2 separate regions of the Homo sapiens genome follow, and region 2 is linked to region 1. A link is a loop called in an ENCODE intact Hi-C map of the cell type or tissue named here. Cell type or tissue: ovary. All regions are shown on one strand. Links, peaks and the distances in the headings refer to the core of each region. The heading gives the core; the rest is flanking DNA. Region 1 has its middle 6.8 kb from the start of ITPRIPL2. Region 2 has its middle 14 kb from the start of SYT17.

Region 1 (8,336 bases), core at 31-8,030:
CAAGTGATTCTCCTGCCTCAGCATCCCAAGTGGCTGGGATTACAGACATGCACCACTGCATCCAGCTAATTTTGTATTTTTAGTAGATATGGGATTTCTCCAAGTTGGTCAGGCTGGTCTCAAACTCCCGACTTCAGGTGATCCGCCCACCTTGGCCTCCCAAAGTGCTGGGATTATAGGTGTGAGGCACCGTGCCTAGCCGGAAGAGCATTTTTCTAATGAAAGGTTCTTTAGCAATCCAGGGCTACTTTGCTGGACTACTGAAATAAGATTCATTCCTTCTTTTGTTCTGTTGGTCTTATAGGTAATTGAGTACCTATAAGACAGACATGGACCCTGCTCTCAAAGCAACTTATAATATATTTGAAAATACACTTAATTAGAAATCACAATTAGCATGGGACTGATCCAACAGTGGCTCATGGAGCAGATACTGTTGGTTGCCTACTATGGCAAAGGGTGATGAGTGTCCCCCAATATTTATTCTCTTTCTTTCTTACAGTAATGAAACACTTATGTTTAGCAAGACACGTAGAATCTAGGATAATGAGTATATTTCCCAGCCTCCTTTGCTGTTATATGTGGTCATGTGTCTAAGTTACGAGATTTCTGCAAAAGATTTCCTTGCTGTAAAATAGAGATCCCGCTAAAAAAAGAGAGTCAACTCAATAAAGTACCAGGCATGGTGCTAGGTCCATTTTCTGATGGATGTTGCTATGTCTGGATGTGATGCCTAGATCCATGGCTGTCACTGTGTAACCAGGAGGAAAGTTAGTCTGAAGATATCAGAGCAGAAAGATGGAAGGAACTTGACATCATGGTTGAGCCATTTAATAAGCAAGCCTGGAGCCACTCCACCTCCAGATGTCCAGTTAGGTAAGGTTGTAACATGTCTTTGTTGTTTAAATTAGAAGAGTGAGGGCCTTCTGTTACTTGCAGACAAGAGCATCCTAACCAAACAACATGGTACACAGAGTCCATCGTGGCCTGCCTTGTGGCACACTCTCCAGTCTCATCTCTCAGTATTGCTTTCTCCAGTCCCAAACTTCAGACCCACTGCATTTCAAACCATGGTCTTTCATTTCTCCAGGATTCCATGCATGACGTGACTTCTGCCCAGGATGTCCTTCTCCATCTCTTTATCTAACAACGATCAATTCATCCTCCAAAATCAGCTTAGCAGACATCTCTTCCAGGAAGCCTTTTGTACCAGACCCAGCTTATGGGTCACCCCAGATCCATTTGGCCCCATCTGCACTCCTGGGCCTCAGCCACTTGCCTTGTTTCATGTGTGTGTGTGTGTGTCTGTGTGTGTGTCTCTGTGTGTGTGTGTTTTGAGGCAGGGTCTTGTTCTGTTGCCTAGGCTGGTGTGCAGTGGCATGATTAGGGCTCACTGCAGCCGCAGCCTCCCAGGGCTCAAGCAATCCTCCCACCTCAGCCACTGAGTAGCTGGGACTACAAGTGTACACCACCTCGCCTGGCTAATTTTTTTAAAATAATTTTTTGTAGAGACAGGGTCTCACTATGTTGTCCAGGCTAGCCTCAAATTCCTGGATTCAAGTGATCTTCCCGCCTCTGTCTCCCAAAGTGTTGGGATTCCAGGTGTGAACCATCGTACCTGGCCTGCCTTGTTTCTTAACAAGCGCAGCTCTAGCAAGGGATCATTCTATTTTCACAGCTGGAAAGAACTGGCTGCTGCCACTCCTGCCACAGACTAAGGACCTCTTTGTGTGGTGCTGACCGATAAGGAGAGACCACCCACATGTACAGGCAGGGACTTTCAGGGACGCTGGCTTCTGCATCAGCCGATGACAAGGCCCGGAGTGGGGGCAGTAAATATCCTGTGGGTATCCTTTGACCAACAAGAGACAGGAGATGGGAAGAATCATCAGCTCAATTGTTTGCCCTTTTTTCTCCCCAACTGTTTAGAGATTAAGAGGCTCTGTGCAGCCTCTTTGAAGGGGATGGAGGAACCAGCTGTGTTTGCTGCAAAGCTTCCTTGGGCTTGAACCACTCCCCATAAAACACTCATAGGCAAGCCATACCCTTAGGTTCTGTTTTCTGAGGATCTGGGCTGAAGAGCCTCCCCACCCCATGCTGCCACCATCCAACCAGTCTGGGTGGCAAGGAAGAGACACATTCGGACGATCTCAGACTCCAGCAGGGATTGTTAGAAGGATCACAGGGAACCCAGACAGCACTACTTACTCAAGCCAGAAAAAAGAGCTGTAAGGTCATTCAGGCCCCACGGCAGCTTTTGTGCCCCCAAATCAACTCCGATAGCCCAACATTCTTGGACTCAGCTGTTTGGTCACCTTGCTTCTTCCTACTCTCCCCTGACCCACCGAGGTTGCCATTGCCCCCTGGCCTTTGCCTACTCTATAGCTTCTGCTGATTTACGGCTTCTGCTTAATTCTGAATTCTCCTTCCTCAGGGCTTCTGTGTCCCATTCATTCAGACTCCCCAAGAGAGATCGGCATGGGTTGCTTGGTTGCCATTCAGTACTGGGTGGCATTGTTGGCAAAGTTGTGCATTGGGCTCCCTTGTTACTGGTGGTCCTGGTCCAGTCCCTTGAGAGTGTTTAGAAACATCTGCATCAACTTGACATTGCTGTGACATTTACAAGAGTGTGACTGACAGGCTCATCTTTCTAGGCACAGGTCAGTGTGGATAATCTCTAAATAAAGATAGGCCTGGTCAAATATTGAACATGCAAGGTGATTAACAATTTTTTTTTGTGTAGAGATGGGATCTTGCTCTTTTGCCCAGACTGATCTCGAATTCCTGGTCTCAAGCAATACTCCCACCTTGGCCTCCCAAAGTCCTGAGATTACAGGCGCCAGCCACCTCACCTGGCCAAAAGCAGATTTTTAATAAAATAATCGTCAAAAGTCTAAGTTGTCTGTGAATTGCACATGACATGAGCTATGTGATAGTCTTGCAGAGTAGAACCAACAGGAAATTTTAAATAACAAACCAGCAACAGGTCATTTATCACAGAGAGTCTGAGAATCACTGGGAAGGCTGCAGTAAAGGAATCTGAGCGGAACTTCCAGAAATAACTCTTAAGCCACAGAGCAGAAACTGGGCCACCAAGGAAGCCGCCGCCTCTGTCCCCACCAGGAAGCTGCCTGCAGAACCAGGGCCCCTGCTCCAGCTGCGGAGTTTCAGAACCACCCCACCTCTGCTGCCAGCCACACTAGCAAAGCGGGTGTCTCGGGTGGCTCCTGTCTTCATGCCAGGAAATGTGGGAATGTGTTTTGCTTCCCAGCTCCTGCTGTAGAAGCTCCCTAGAGGAAAGCTGAAATGAATGGCTAGTAAGTGCAACCACGGTGTCCATTCAAAAATTCTACACTTCCGTAACAATAGGACTGATGTCCTGTTCCCCCAAGCGGTCACATGCTCCTTGACCACAAGCATATGCACATTTTGTTTGTATTACCTGGAATGGTCTCCTTGAATTTCTGCTGGTCAAAATCCTATTCATTCATTCATTCATTCATTCATTCAACAAATCTCTGTAAAGTACCAGGCATGGCGTAGGCTACTCGGGATACCAAAATGAATATGGCAAAGTCCCTGACTTCAAGAGCCTCATCATCTGGTTAGGGAAATATACATGAACATAAACTACACTGCTCTTTTCCTTTCTGTCCTATTAAGCCCTTTACAATGTAAAAGAGTGAAGTACAGGGACGAAGAGTCCAGCTCTGTAGTCAGACTTGCCAGCTGTGTGACTTTTTGGAGACAGGTCTCTCCCTCTCACCCAGGCTGAAGTGCAGTGGTGCAATCATCAGGCTCACTGCAGCCTCAACCTCCCAGGCCCAAGTGATCCTCCTGCCTCAGCCTCCTGATCAGCTGGGACAATAGGCATACACCACCACACCCAGCTAATTTTTTTTTTTTTATGACAGGGTCTCACTATGTTGCTCAGGCTGGAGTGTGATTTTTATTTTTATTTATTTATTTTGAGATGGAGTCTTGCTCTGTCATCCAGGCTAAAGTGCAGTGGCACGATCTTGGCTCACTGCAACCTCCACCTCCTGGGTTCAAGTGATTCTCACGCCTCAGCCTCCTGAGTAGCTGGGATTACAGGCATGTGCCACCATGCCCAGCTAATTTTTATATCTTTAGTAGAGACAGGGTTTCACCATGTTGGCCAGGCTGTTCTCAAACTCATGACCCCAAGTGATCCACCCACCTTGGCCTCCCAAAGTGCTGGGATTACAGGCATGAGCCATTGCGCCCGGCCCCTGCAGTGTTTTCTAATAAGTTACTTAACCTCTCTCAGCCTCACTTTTCTTTTTTCTTTTCTTTGAGACGGAGTCTCGCACTGTCACCCGGGCTGGTGTGAGCGATCCCGGCCTGCTGCAACCTCTGCCTCCTGGGTTCAAGTGATTCTCCTACCTCAGCCTCCCGAGCAGCTAGGATTACAGGTGTGCACCACCACGCCCAGCTAATTTTTTGTATTTTTAGTAGAGACAGGGTTTCACTATGTTGGCCAGGCTGGTCCTCACTTTTCTCATATGTGAATGGCAATAATAACAGCACCTGCCTCATTGGGCTTGTTCTGAGCATTTCAAGAGATACTGCTGAGGAATCGCCACATCTAGGAGGCGTGTGATACAGGCATCAAATGGGCTATCGTTTCCTGTCCTTCAAAACCTGGTTACATGTTACCTGTCCATGAGCTCCCCCTGCTCCCACTGTGGGAAATGAATCACTTCTCCCTCTTTTCCTCTCATCAGTGCTCACATTCATCCTCTGTGAGACACACCTCCAAGACATCAGAAACTCTGGGAGGAGTGTCTGTATATATACTTGCTAAGCTATTGAAAACAAAAGCCATAGGAGTGACCTTTGTCAAATATTAAATGCTAAAGGAGTTTTGGTTTTTGGTTCCTTTTTTTTTTGGTTTGTTTTCAGACCGGGTCTTGCTCTGTGGCCCAGGCTGGAATGCAATGACGCAATCATGACTCACTGCAGCCTCAACCTCCTGGGCTCAAGTGAACCTCCCACCTCAGCCTCATGGGTAGGTGGTACTACAGGTGTGTGTCACACTCTGTTGCCCAGGTTGGAGTGCAGTGGCACGATTTCGGCTCATTGCAACCTCCGCCCCCCAGGTTCAAGCAATTCTCGTGCCTCAGCCTCCTGAGTAGCTGGGATTACAGGCGTGTGACACCATGCCCAGCTAATTTTTTGTATTTTTAGTAGAGACGGGGTTTCGCCATGTTGCCCAGGCTAGTCACGAATTCCTGAGCTCAGACAATCTGCCTGCCTTGGCTTCCCAAAGTGCTAGGATTACAGGCATGAGCCACTGTGCCCGGCCAACGGTGACAATTTTCTTAATCCACCTACACACTGTGTATGTACCATTTTCGTCTGTAAGCTCAAAGCCCTGTGTTTTCCTTCACATTTCCCTTGGCCTAGCACATGTTAAGAACCCACAAATATGAGCAGTAAATTAATGAATGAATACATTTGTATTTGCTCTGACACATATAGTAGATTTGCCAAGTGCAAAGTTCTGAGGCCTGTACCTTGAGCCCTTTAGAGGAAATGACCTATGGAAACAGATTACAGGCAGGAAAAATAGCAATAGTAATACGTCATTTACTCGGTGTAGCGGGGATGAATTATGGTCCTCCCAAATATATGTTTTCATCCTAACCTCTAGAACCTGTGAATGTGACCTTCTTTGAAAAAAAGCGTCTTTGTAGACATGATTTAAGAATCTTTAAATTAAGGATCCTTAAATTACAGATCTCCAGTTGAGATCAATGGGATAACCCCAGTGTCTTCTAAATCCAATGACAGGTGTCCTTATAAGAAACAGAAGGCCAGGCACGGTGGCTCACACTTGTAATCCTAGCTCTTTGGGAGGCCGAGACAGGAGGATTGCTTGAGTCCAGGAGTTCAAGAGCAGCCTGGGCAACACAGTGAGTGAGACCCCATCTCTACAAAAAATAAAAAATTAGCTGGGTGTGGTGGTGCACACCGTAGTCACAGCTATTCAAGGAGGCTAAGGCAGGAGGATCATTTGAGCCCAGGAGGTGAGGTCAAGGATGTGGAGAGCCATGATCACCCACTGTACTCCAGCCCAGCCTGGGTGACAGAATGAGAACCTGTTTCAAAAAAAGAAAAGAAAAGAAACAGAAAAGGAGAAGGCCATGCAAGATGTAGGCAGAGATGGGAGTCAGATAGCCACAAGCCAAGGGGCGCCTGGAGCCACCGGAAGCTGTAAGAGGCAAGGAGGGGTTCTCCCCTGGGGCCTCAAAAGGGAGCACAGCCCTGCAGACACCCTTTCAGATTCCTGCTTTTGAGAACTCTGAAAGAATACACTTCTGTTGCTTAAACCACCTGGTTTGTGGTATTTTGTGACAGTAGCCTCCAGGTACATTGAGCGTGTTTGTATGACCCTCGAGCTGAGATTAGTTTTTATATTTTTTTAGAGTTAGGGTCTCGTTCTGTTGTCCAGGCTGGAATGCAGTGGCATGATCATAGTTCACAGCTCACAGCAGCCTCGACATCTTAGACTCAAATGATCCTCCTGTCTTAGCTTCCTGAGTAGCTGGGACTACAGGTGTGCACCAACACACCCAGCTAGTTTTTTTGTTTTGTTTTGTTTTTTTCTAGAGACAGGGTCTCACTGTGTTGCCTAGGCTGGTCTTGAACTCCTGGGCTCAAGCAATCCTCCTGCCTTGGCCTCCCAAAGTGCTGGGATTACAGGCATGAACCGTTGTGCCCAGCAGGTTTTTATATTTTTAAACGGTTGAAAAAAATCAAAAGAAGTGTATTTCATGGCACACGAAAATCTTACAAAATTCAAATTTCAGCATCCATAAATAAATTTGATGGGAACAGCCCTATCCACTCACTGACAGATCATCTCTAGCTGCTGTAGTGGGTTGATTGTGTCTCCCTAAAAGGTAAGTTCAAATCCTAACTCCTGGACATGTGCAGGTGACCTTATTTGGGTCTTTGTAGAGGTCATCAAGTTAAGATGGATTAGGGTGGGCCCTAAATTCAATGAATAGTGTCCTTATATGAAAAAGGAGGGGAAGATTTGGATACAAAGACCTAGAAATATGCACAGGGAAGAAGGCCAAATAAAGACAGAGGTAGCTGGGTCCAGTGGCTTACTTCTGTAATCCCAGCACTTCGGGAGGCCGAGGCGGGTGGATCACCTGTGGTCGTGAGTTCAAGACTGGCCTGACTAACCTGGAGAAACCCCATCTCTACTAAAAATACAACATTAGCTGGGCGTGGTGGCACATGCCTGTAATCCCAGCTACTCGGGAAGCTGAGGCAGGAGAATCGCTTGAACTTGGGAGGCGGAGCTTGCGGTGAGCCGAGATCATGCCATTGCACTCCAGCCTGGGCAACATGAGCAAAACTACGTCTCAAAAAAAAAAAAAAAAAAAAAAAAAAAAAGACAGAGGTAGAGGAATGCAGCTATTAGTAACAAAAGTCATGGCAAAAACCGCAATTATTTTTGCACCAACCTAATGCAAGCCGAAGTTTGCCAAGCAACAGCCCCAAACCCAGCTATTTGGGGCTACAGCAGTGGACCTGAGTAGTTATAGTAGAGATTTTATGACACCCAAGCCTAAAATATTTACTCTGTGGCCCTTTACAAAAAGTGTGAGCCAGGCCAGGCACGGTGGCTCATGCCTGTAATCCCAGCACTTTGGGAAGCCAAGGCAGGAGGATCGCTTGAGGCCAGGAGTTCAAGACCAGCCTGGGCAACATAGTGAGACCCCATGTCTACAAAAAATTTAAAAATTAGCTAGGTGTGGTGGTGCATGCCTGTAATTCCAACTACTTGGAAGGCTGAGGCAGGAGGATCCCTTGAACCCAGAAACTCAAGGCTGCAGTGAGCTGTGATTGTGCTACTGTGCTCCAGGCTAGGCAACAGAGCAAGACCTATTTCTTTAAAAAAAAAAAAAATAGTGTTTGCTAACTCTGACCTAGAGCATTGCCATTATTTGTATAGTTGGAGATAGCATACCACTATATCTGCCAGGGGAAAAATAAACCACTCTGTTGGTAGCACTCCATTTTATAGATCGGGAGATAGAAGCAAAGATAGGTTAAGAGAGTTATCCAAAAGAGGTGGCCAGCTGTCATCTCTGCATGTCAAAACATCTCATCCATCTTTTTCCAGCCGCAGCAACATGACTTTCCTTGGGGGAGAGACACCCCTTCCCACAGTTCCCACAGTTTGAACAGGGCTGACTCCACCTCTTGGTTCCAGGGCTGGGTACCCAACTGTATTAGTCAGCTCAGGCTGCCTCTACAAATACCATAGATTGGGTGGCTCCAACAACAGAAAT
Region 2 (8,336 bases), core at 206-8,205, 47 kb after region 1:
GGGTCTGTGCCTTATAAGGCTTGGGTTTGCAGGGGAGGGGTTGGTAGGAGGCTCAGATATACCTATAAGGATCCCAAGTAAGACCTGATAGGCAGTTAGGTGGGGGTAGACATGGCTTTCTCGAAGAAGCTGGCTGAACTGACAGCATTAGAGTCAACTTGCAATCAAGGGGACCAGCCCCATTTACTAACTACACGGTTACTCACTGCAGCATTTTCTTTGGAGGTGGGAATTGAGAGGCAGGAAATGTCTCTCTGGGTCACTCCAGATCCAGGGGAAAGGCTTACAGTTTTTGGCTGAACTTACTCCAATGTGAAGATTGAAGGGTATGCACTTGGGTGTTGGATGCCATTCTTTCTGAGACTGTGGTGGGGGATCCACTCTCCTCATCAGGGAGGTCTGGTGGTCAGGGAGGCAAAATGTGGTCCATCAGTGAAGACAGCCCAACCACAAAGAGTCACTGTTTTGTTTTGTTTTGTTTTTTTCTCCAAGACGGAGTCTTGCTCTGTCGCCCAGGCTGGAGTGCAGTGGCACGATCTCGGCTCACTGCAACCTCTGCCTCCCAGGTTTAAATGATTCTCCTGCCTCAGCCTCCGGAGTAGCTGGGATTACATGTGCACGCACCATGCCCAGCTAATTTTTGTATTTTCAGTAGAGATGGGGTTTCACCATGTTGGCCAGGCTGGTCTCAAACTCCTGACCTCGTGATCCGCCCACCTCTGCCTCACAAAGTGCTGGGATTACAGGCGTGAGCCACAGCCCGGCCCCACAGAGTCACTATTAACTCAGGGTATGACAGTCAGGAGACACTTCCCCCTTCCGAAAGCCCAACACCGCTCTTTTAATTCAGCTCTCTCTTTATCATCCTTCCCCTTCTCCCGGTTTCCGTGCATGGTATACAGGCCCTCTACCAGAGGGGTGAAGCCTACAAAGCCGTGAATGCTGGGCAATGGGAGCATGAAAGCTTCTTTTTTAAATTTTGAGACGGGGTCTTGCCCTGTCATCCGGGCTGGAGTGCAGTGGCACAATCACAGTTCACTGCAGGCTTAACCTCCTGGGCTTAAGCAATTCTCCCTCCTCAGCCTCCCAAATAGCTGGGATTACAGGTGCCTGCCACCATGCCAGCTTTTTTTTCTTTTTTTTTCCTTCTTTCTTTTTTTTTTCTTCTTTTTTTTTTGTAGAGACTTGGTCTCTCTATGTTGCCCAGGGAAGTTAAACTCCTAGTCTCAAGCAATCTTCCTGCCTTGGCCTCCTGAAGTGCTGGGATTACAGGCATGAGGCACTGTGCCTGGCCAGTGCTTGGAAACTTCTGAGCTGAGCAGTGGCATGGTTTGTATTCTCCATATCCTGCCCCCAGGGCAGTGCTGGCTCATAGAAATTCATGCTCATTGCACCTTGTGGAATAAATGATCCAAGCAACGTTTTAGGAAGACCTGGGAAAGTTTCCTCTATTTTAGTGCATTCTCTTCTCCAGTGACCTAAAACGATTTCTGACCCATCCTGTCTCTGAAGGATGGTTTATGCTTCTTCATTTTTACTGATCTCCTGTTTGGCTTATTCACTAAGATGAGTGGCTTGAGCTTCATTGGTCTTAACTCTGAACCCACAGATATCTAGAACAATGGGGAATCAGTTAGGCTTTGACACTGAGCCCCACCAAAAATGCCTTGGTTGGCCTATCTTTGACATTTTTTTCATGATAACTTTCAAGGTTCATCAATTTTAACATAATTTGACTATTGCAAAAGGAATCAAAATGCAGCTCAAGATATAGTGTCTTCATTTGCCCTGTGTTGAGACTTCAGGGGTTAGAAATAGAATGATCAGGCCAGGAGAGGTGGATCACTCCTATAATCCCAGCACTTTGGGAGGCTGAGGTGAGAGGATCACTTGAGTCCAGGAGTTTGAGACCAGCCTGTGCAATATAGCAAGACCCTGTCTTGACAAAACAAAAACAAAAACAACAACAACAAAAAACCCAACCAGGTTTGGTGGCATAAACCTATAGTCCCAGCTACTTGGGAGGCTGAGGCAGGAGGATTGCTTGAGTCTGACAAGTTGAGGCTGTAGTGAGCTGTGATTGCACAACTGCACTCCAGCCTGAGTGACAGAGTGAGACCCTGTCTCAAAGAAAACCCCAAACTGAACAAACAAAATAAATAGAATGATCAAATGTTTTTTGGTGTAGCAGAAACCCTCTGTCAGATCTGGATTCAAATCCTACTCTGTCACTTACTAGCCGTCTGGCCTCATTTTTTTTTTTTTTTTAAACGGGAATAGTAGTTTTTTTCTGTCTCTGTGCCTGGCTTGCAGAGTTGGTGTGAGAATGGAAAGGCATACCTATATGCAAAAATCTTAAGGCAGTGTTTTGTCAAATAGTAAGGGTTCAATAGACGAAAATTGGTTTTGCTTTGTTTTGTTTTGAGACAGGGTCTCACTCTGTTGCCCACGCTGGAGTGCAGTGGCACGATCTTGGCTCACTGCAACCTCTGCCTCCTGGGCTCAAGCCATCCTCCCACCTCAGCCTCCTGAGTAGCTGGGACTACAGTTGCATGCCACCATGCCCGGCGAATTTTTGTATTTTTTGGAGATGGGATTTTGCCATGTTGCCCAGGATGGTCTCAAATTCTGAGCTCAAGTGACCCACCCACCACGGCCTCCCAAGGTGCTAGGACTATGGGCGTGAGCCACCGTGCCCAGCAAAAATCGTTATTATTAAACACCACGAAGTGGTGGCAGCCCTTGTGATTGGGGCTCCATCCTGGATGCTACTCTCTTCATTGTCTTCCACCCAAGTCCCACAAAGAATACTGGAGTTATTTCTGGGCAAGGATGAGAGTAAACACCATGAGACACTTTAAGAATATACTATTTATTTAAATTTAATTTTTAAGTTTTTGAGAGACAGAGTCTGACTCTGTTACCTAGGCTGGAGTACAGTGGTGGCACCATAGCTCACTGCAGCCTTCAACTCCCAGGCTCAAGCCATCCTCCTGCCTCAGCCCCCGAGTAGCTGGGACTGCAGATGCACCCCACAATGCCCAGCTAAAGAATAAACTCTTAAACATGTGAATTTCTTTTCCTCACAGAGTTCTCTAGCCTCAAAGATATTTGGATTTAAACTTGCAGAGGGAAGTGGCTGTCTTGATCTTTTGTTTTTTTTTGTTTCCGATTTTAGTTCTTAATTCTGTGTAAGCGGGTGTGCTGTGGATGAAGGAAGAGGTAGTGCAGGAGTGACTCAGAGGAGGAGGGGAGAAGGTACTGTTGTCCCCTAGGTGGGACAAGGAGGAAGAAATTTATGTCATGAGGACAGGACTGGTGATGTGAGCACAGGACCTGGGCAATGGCGCAAGTCCAGTGCTCAGAGGGATCCCCTACTTGGTTTGATGCATTGCTGTGGTCATCTTGCAAACCTTAATAATTTTGAATTAGGGGTCTTGAATTTTCTTCTTGCACAGGATCCTGCTAATTTTTTGTAGCCAGATCTGCACAAGCGTAAGTCTGAGAAGTGGAAGGGAACTGGCGTTGAGCTGCCTACCATGTGGGTCATCCAGGGACCATCACCTTTGCAACACATGCCCTCCCAGAGTCCTCAACACGTGTATGTCCCCTTGAATGGAGACAGAAGACTTGGATGGGTACAAGGCTCACTTTAACCAGAGGTCTTGCTATAACCAGGGCACTGCCCCATGAGCATCTGTTAAACTGTCACTTACAATACCAACTGCCCTTATCCCCAGAGTATCTTGCCCCATTATGATTTTTCTGCACATTGGAATAACATAAGTTACCTGATGTTTCTGTCTCATCATTTTATTTCCTTTTGTGGGAACTATCCATCTCTTGTTCTACATGTTTCTAGTGGGGCTACAAATCTTGGTGCACTACCCCTCGCCATAGGCACGGACACGTGACACAGGCTGGGCCAATTGCAGTGCTACATCCTCCTTTGCACCTGCCATTGATCCAGGGTAGCACTTTAAGGGCTACCAAAGTTGAGATTACCTCCATCCTCCTTTGATTGCATTGAAATGGAAATTGCAGGTCACTACAAGACAGGCGAATCAGAGCATTTTACTCTTCCTCAATCCCCAGTAGTCACAATGCAAGACTTTGCTTTCACTATTCCTGTTTTCTATGTGAATGTGGCATTTGTCAGTTGCTTTGATGGGCAATGGTCCTTGGAGCTGGTGCAGTTCACTCAGTGATGAGGTCAGACAACGATGGCTCTGCAAACATGAACAGAAAATCATTTCAAAAGTCAGAATGTTATGGCCCCTTTTATTGCCTTACACAAGGCAGAAATCAGGCCATTTGGAAGTATTCATTAATTTATTTATAAACTTCATTTATATTTTTGAGACACTGAAGGGACCTTTTACATTGATCTTTCATAGAAACATCTAAAAAGGAAGGAAGCATAATTCTCAAAGACAATTTGACAGAGGATCCTTTCAACATAGAATTAAAAAAAATTTAGCAAGAGCTTTTCATTTTTTTCTTTTTAAAAACACCTTTGTTGACATATAATTTACATACCATAAAATTCGCCCATTTTAAGTGCACAATTTAATGATCTACATTGATTCACAAAGTCATGCAACCATCACCATAGTACAGTTTTGGAACGTTTCCATCACCACCGCTATCCCCCCAATCTTTTGTGCTGTCTACATTCATTCCCCATTTCCCATTCCCAGCCCTGGGAAACCACTAGTTTATCTTGTGTCTTTATAGATTTCCCTTTTCTGGACATTTCATATAAATGGAGCCATACAATATGTGCGGGTTTTCTTAATTTTTATTTTTCGAGGCGGGGGCAGTGGTGCAGCTGGCTTCTTTCACTTAGTATGATGTGTTTCAGGTAATCTAAGTTGTAGCATGCATTAGTAGTTCCTTCCCTTTTATTGCAGAAAAGCGTTCCATTGTATGACTATACCACATTTTGTTTATCCATTAGCCTATCAATGGACTTCTGGATTGTTTCCACTTGTTGACAATTATGAATAATGCTGTTGTGAACATTGGCATGTAAATCTTTGTGCAGAGTGATGGCTCTTTAGACAATACTGAATTCTTCCTCACCTAGAGAAACAAGCTCTTCCTGGAATAGTACATAGGTAGGCCTCATTGAGCCTTATTTGAGAACAATGGATAAAGTGTTAAAACTCTTCTGCTACTCTTGAGAAGGCAAAATTGTTATGGGAGTGTCAGAAGATCTCAGGCTTTACTTAGGACATTTTCCCATGTTTCTCTTAACAAAGAGGGACAAGACCCAAGTAGGGCCAATTGGGTTTTTTCTGGATAGATATAGATGGATGTCTGCAAAAATATCTTTTCTCATTGGGATTGCTGTGCTAAGAAATTGTAGAGCTGACATCCATTAGTGCAATTTGTCCACTTTTGTGGAAGGAGACTGTCAACAGAATTCATTCATTCATTGATTCATTCATTCATCTGACAATATTATTGGGTAGCTTCTACATGTTAGGCACTGTTCTAGATATTAGTGATTCAACTGTGGAAGAAATAAAACCCCTGTGCTCAAAGAGTTTACTTCTAGTTGATGAAACATACTACAAAAAAATATAAAAAATATATTTTTATATGATATGTCACATGGTGATATGTATTATGGAGAAAAATTAGGCAAAGCAGGGGAACTGGGAGCTCCTAGGCAAGAATAAAGGTTGCTATTTTAAAGAGAAAAGTCAAAGAAGATTGGACTGAGAAGGTCAAGTATTATTTAATGCTGTTTAACAAATTACCATACATTTAGCTGCTAAAAGAACAGATATTTATTAACTTACAGTTTCTGTGGTCCAGGAGTTGGGCATAGCTTAGCTCAATCTTCTACTTTAGGATCTCTCACAAGTCTTTAATCAAGGTGCTGGCTGGGCTGTGTTCTTATCTGAAGGCTCAATGAGGGAAGGATCAGCTTCCAAGCTCACGTGGTTGTTCACAGAATTTCAGTTCCTCTAGGTCTGCTGGATTGAGGGTCTCAGTTCCTAGCTAGACACCCTCATTTCTTTGCCATGTGGGTCTCTCCAACATGCCAACTTGCTTCCCCAAAGCCAGCAAGGGAGGGAATCTGCTGCCAAGACAGAAGTTACTGCCTTACGTAGCCTAATCACAGAAGTGACATCCATCACCTGTGATAGGTCCTGCCCACACTCAATGGGAGGAGATTACACAGGGGTGTTAATACCAGGAGGAGGATCACTGTGGGCCATCTTAAAAGCTGCCTGTTATAGAGATGAAGGAGTGAGCCATGGGGGATTTCAGAGGGGTGAGTGAAACAGGCAGAAAGTTCAAGTGCAGAGGCCCTGGGCTGGGAGCTTGCCTGGTGCTCGAGGAACAGCAAGGAGGCTGGTGTGGCTGGAATGGAGTGAGGGGATGGTAGTAAAGATGAGAACAAAGAGGTAGATGATGGAGGGCCAGGTTATGTGGAATCTTTTTGACTTTACTTTAACTGAGTAAATTACTCAGTTAAAGTAAATTTACTGAAGGGCTTTGAGTAGAGGAATGACATAGTATGACTTACTGTTTCTACAGCTCATGTGGGCTGCTGGTTGAGAATAGAGTATCAGGTAGGAGTTGGTGATGGAGAAAATGGAGAGTCCAGTTAGGAAGCTACTGAAATAATCCAGGGGAAAGATAATGGGACCTCAACATCTCTCATGGGACCTCATGGGAAATGATGATAAATTGTCAGATTCTGGGTATATTTGGAATGTAAAGAGGACAAGATTTAACAGGGCTTTTCTGATTGGGTGTAGGGTACAAGAGAATCTATATCTATATTTTTATATCTATATCTCAAGGATGGCTCCAAGGGTTCTGACTTGAGTAACTTGGAGAGGGAAGACAGTGGAAGAAGCAGGTTTAGGGGATTAAGGGGCAGGTGAGAAATTTGGTCTTGGAATACAAAACTTGTTATGCTTCTTAGACAGGGGTTGGAATTTTTTTTTTCTGTAAAGGGTCAGATAGCAAATATTTTGGGCTTTGCAAGCCATACAGTCTCTGTCACAACAACTCAACCCTGCCACTGCTGCATGAAAACTCCCGTAGAAAATGTGTGTTCCCAATAAAACTGTATTTACAAAAAAAAGTGAGAAACTGTGTTTAAGCATAATTTGAAAATCCTTTCTTAAACATGCAGCTGGAGAAGAAACGGCAGTTATATATGGTGCCTTGGAGTTCAGAGAAGGCATCCGGGCTGGGAACACATTTTGGAGATTTGTGTAGATAGGCCAAAGGAAAAATGAGAAGTGGAGAGGCAGAGAACCAGCTTCATGGTTTGAGCTCCTGAGTCCAGATCTATCAGAAACTCAGGTACATCAGTAAGTCATGTAGATTCTAGCTGGGCAGCTACATGCCCAGCCATAACTCTATTTCCATAAGAGAAAGGAAGATGGACTTTGGTGGGTACCTTGCATTTTCTGCTAGATAACAGGGCTCTAGAAGGCAGGCAGTTGGTCAAGGCAGAAGGAGAGAAAGACAGAACACCTTGTTAATGTTGGTGTTGGCATGACTAATGGGTGCCCTCAATCATGACAGGCCCCAGACCATCACATGAGACCTGATCATTCAGAGGAAGGGGAACTACATGGCAGAGTGGGTACCACATGCCAGACACTATGCCAGCAGCTTCCAACTCCTTCACTTCATCTTGCATGTCATACGTCCCAGGAAAGCAGATTACATGCCCACTTACTGATGAAGAAACCGAGGCTCAGAAAACTGGTGAGCAACATAGTCCCTATTTGAACTGAGGTCTCTGTGACTCCACATTCTTTCAACTGTGTCCCACCTGCTTTGGGACAGGGTCTGTCTGCCTTCTGGTCCTTTTCATGCTCCCTATGGAAGTGGGCTGAGCCCTCATGTGTGTGCAGGGGTAAATGCATCTATTCTAGATCCTTGCTACTTAATCTGTGGTCTGTGGACTAGCAGCATCAGCATCACATAGAGCTTGTAAGCAATGCAGAAACTCCCAGCAATCCCATTACTGGGTATATACCCAAAGGAAAATAAATCATTCTACCGAAAAGGCACTCGTATCTTCATGGCAGCGCTATTTACAGTAGTTAAGACAGGGGATCAACCTAAGTGCCCATCAGTGGTGGATTGAAAAAGAAAGTGTGGGAAATATACACCACAGAATACTATGCAGCCACAAAAAGAATAAAATAACATCCTCGGCAGCAATAGGGATGCAGCTGGGGGCCATTATCCTAAGTGAATTAATGCAGAAACAGAAAACCAAACACAGAATGTTCTTACTTATAAGTGGGAGCTAAACACTGGGTACACATGGACATAAATATGGGAACAAT

Evidence for each region. A loop is a pair of places that touch in the nucleus more often than their neighbours do. Peaks named below come from ENCODE experiments on the same cell type or tissue, not always from the same donor. Only the 100,000 strongest peaks of a DNase experiment are listed, where the experiment ranks them.
Region 2: it touches region 1 in a loop (1.9-fold over the local background); 13 of 110 quality-filtered maps call a loop at or near these places.

The regions. Positions count from the first base shown.
Region 1 is chr16:19,102,989-19,111,324 of GRCh38, forward strand. No RefSeq gene overlaps it. Among named protein-coding and RNA genes, the nearest start is that of ITPRIPL2, 6.8 kb to the right of the region's middle. RefSeq lists enhancers at 2,841-3,699, 4,777-4,876, 6,025-6,114. In ovary, for the core only: no CTCF peak of the experiment used is centred there; DNase peaks (open chromatin) are centred at 3,125 and 4,992.
Region 2 is chr16:19,150,178-19,158,513 of GRCh38, forward strand. No RefSeq gene overlaps it. Among named protein-coding and RNA genes, the nearest start is that of SYT17, 14 kb to the right of the region's middle. In ovary, for the core only: no CTCF peak of the experiment used is centred there; no DNase peak of the experiment used is centred there.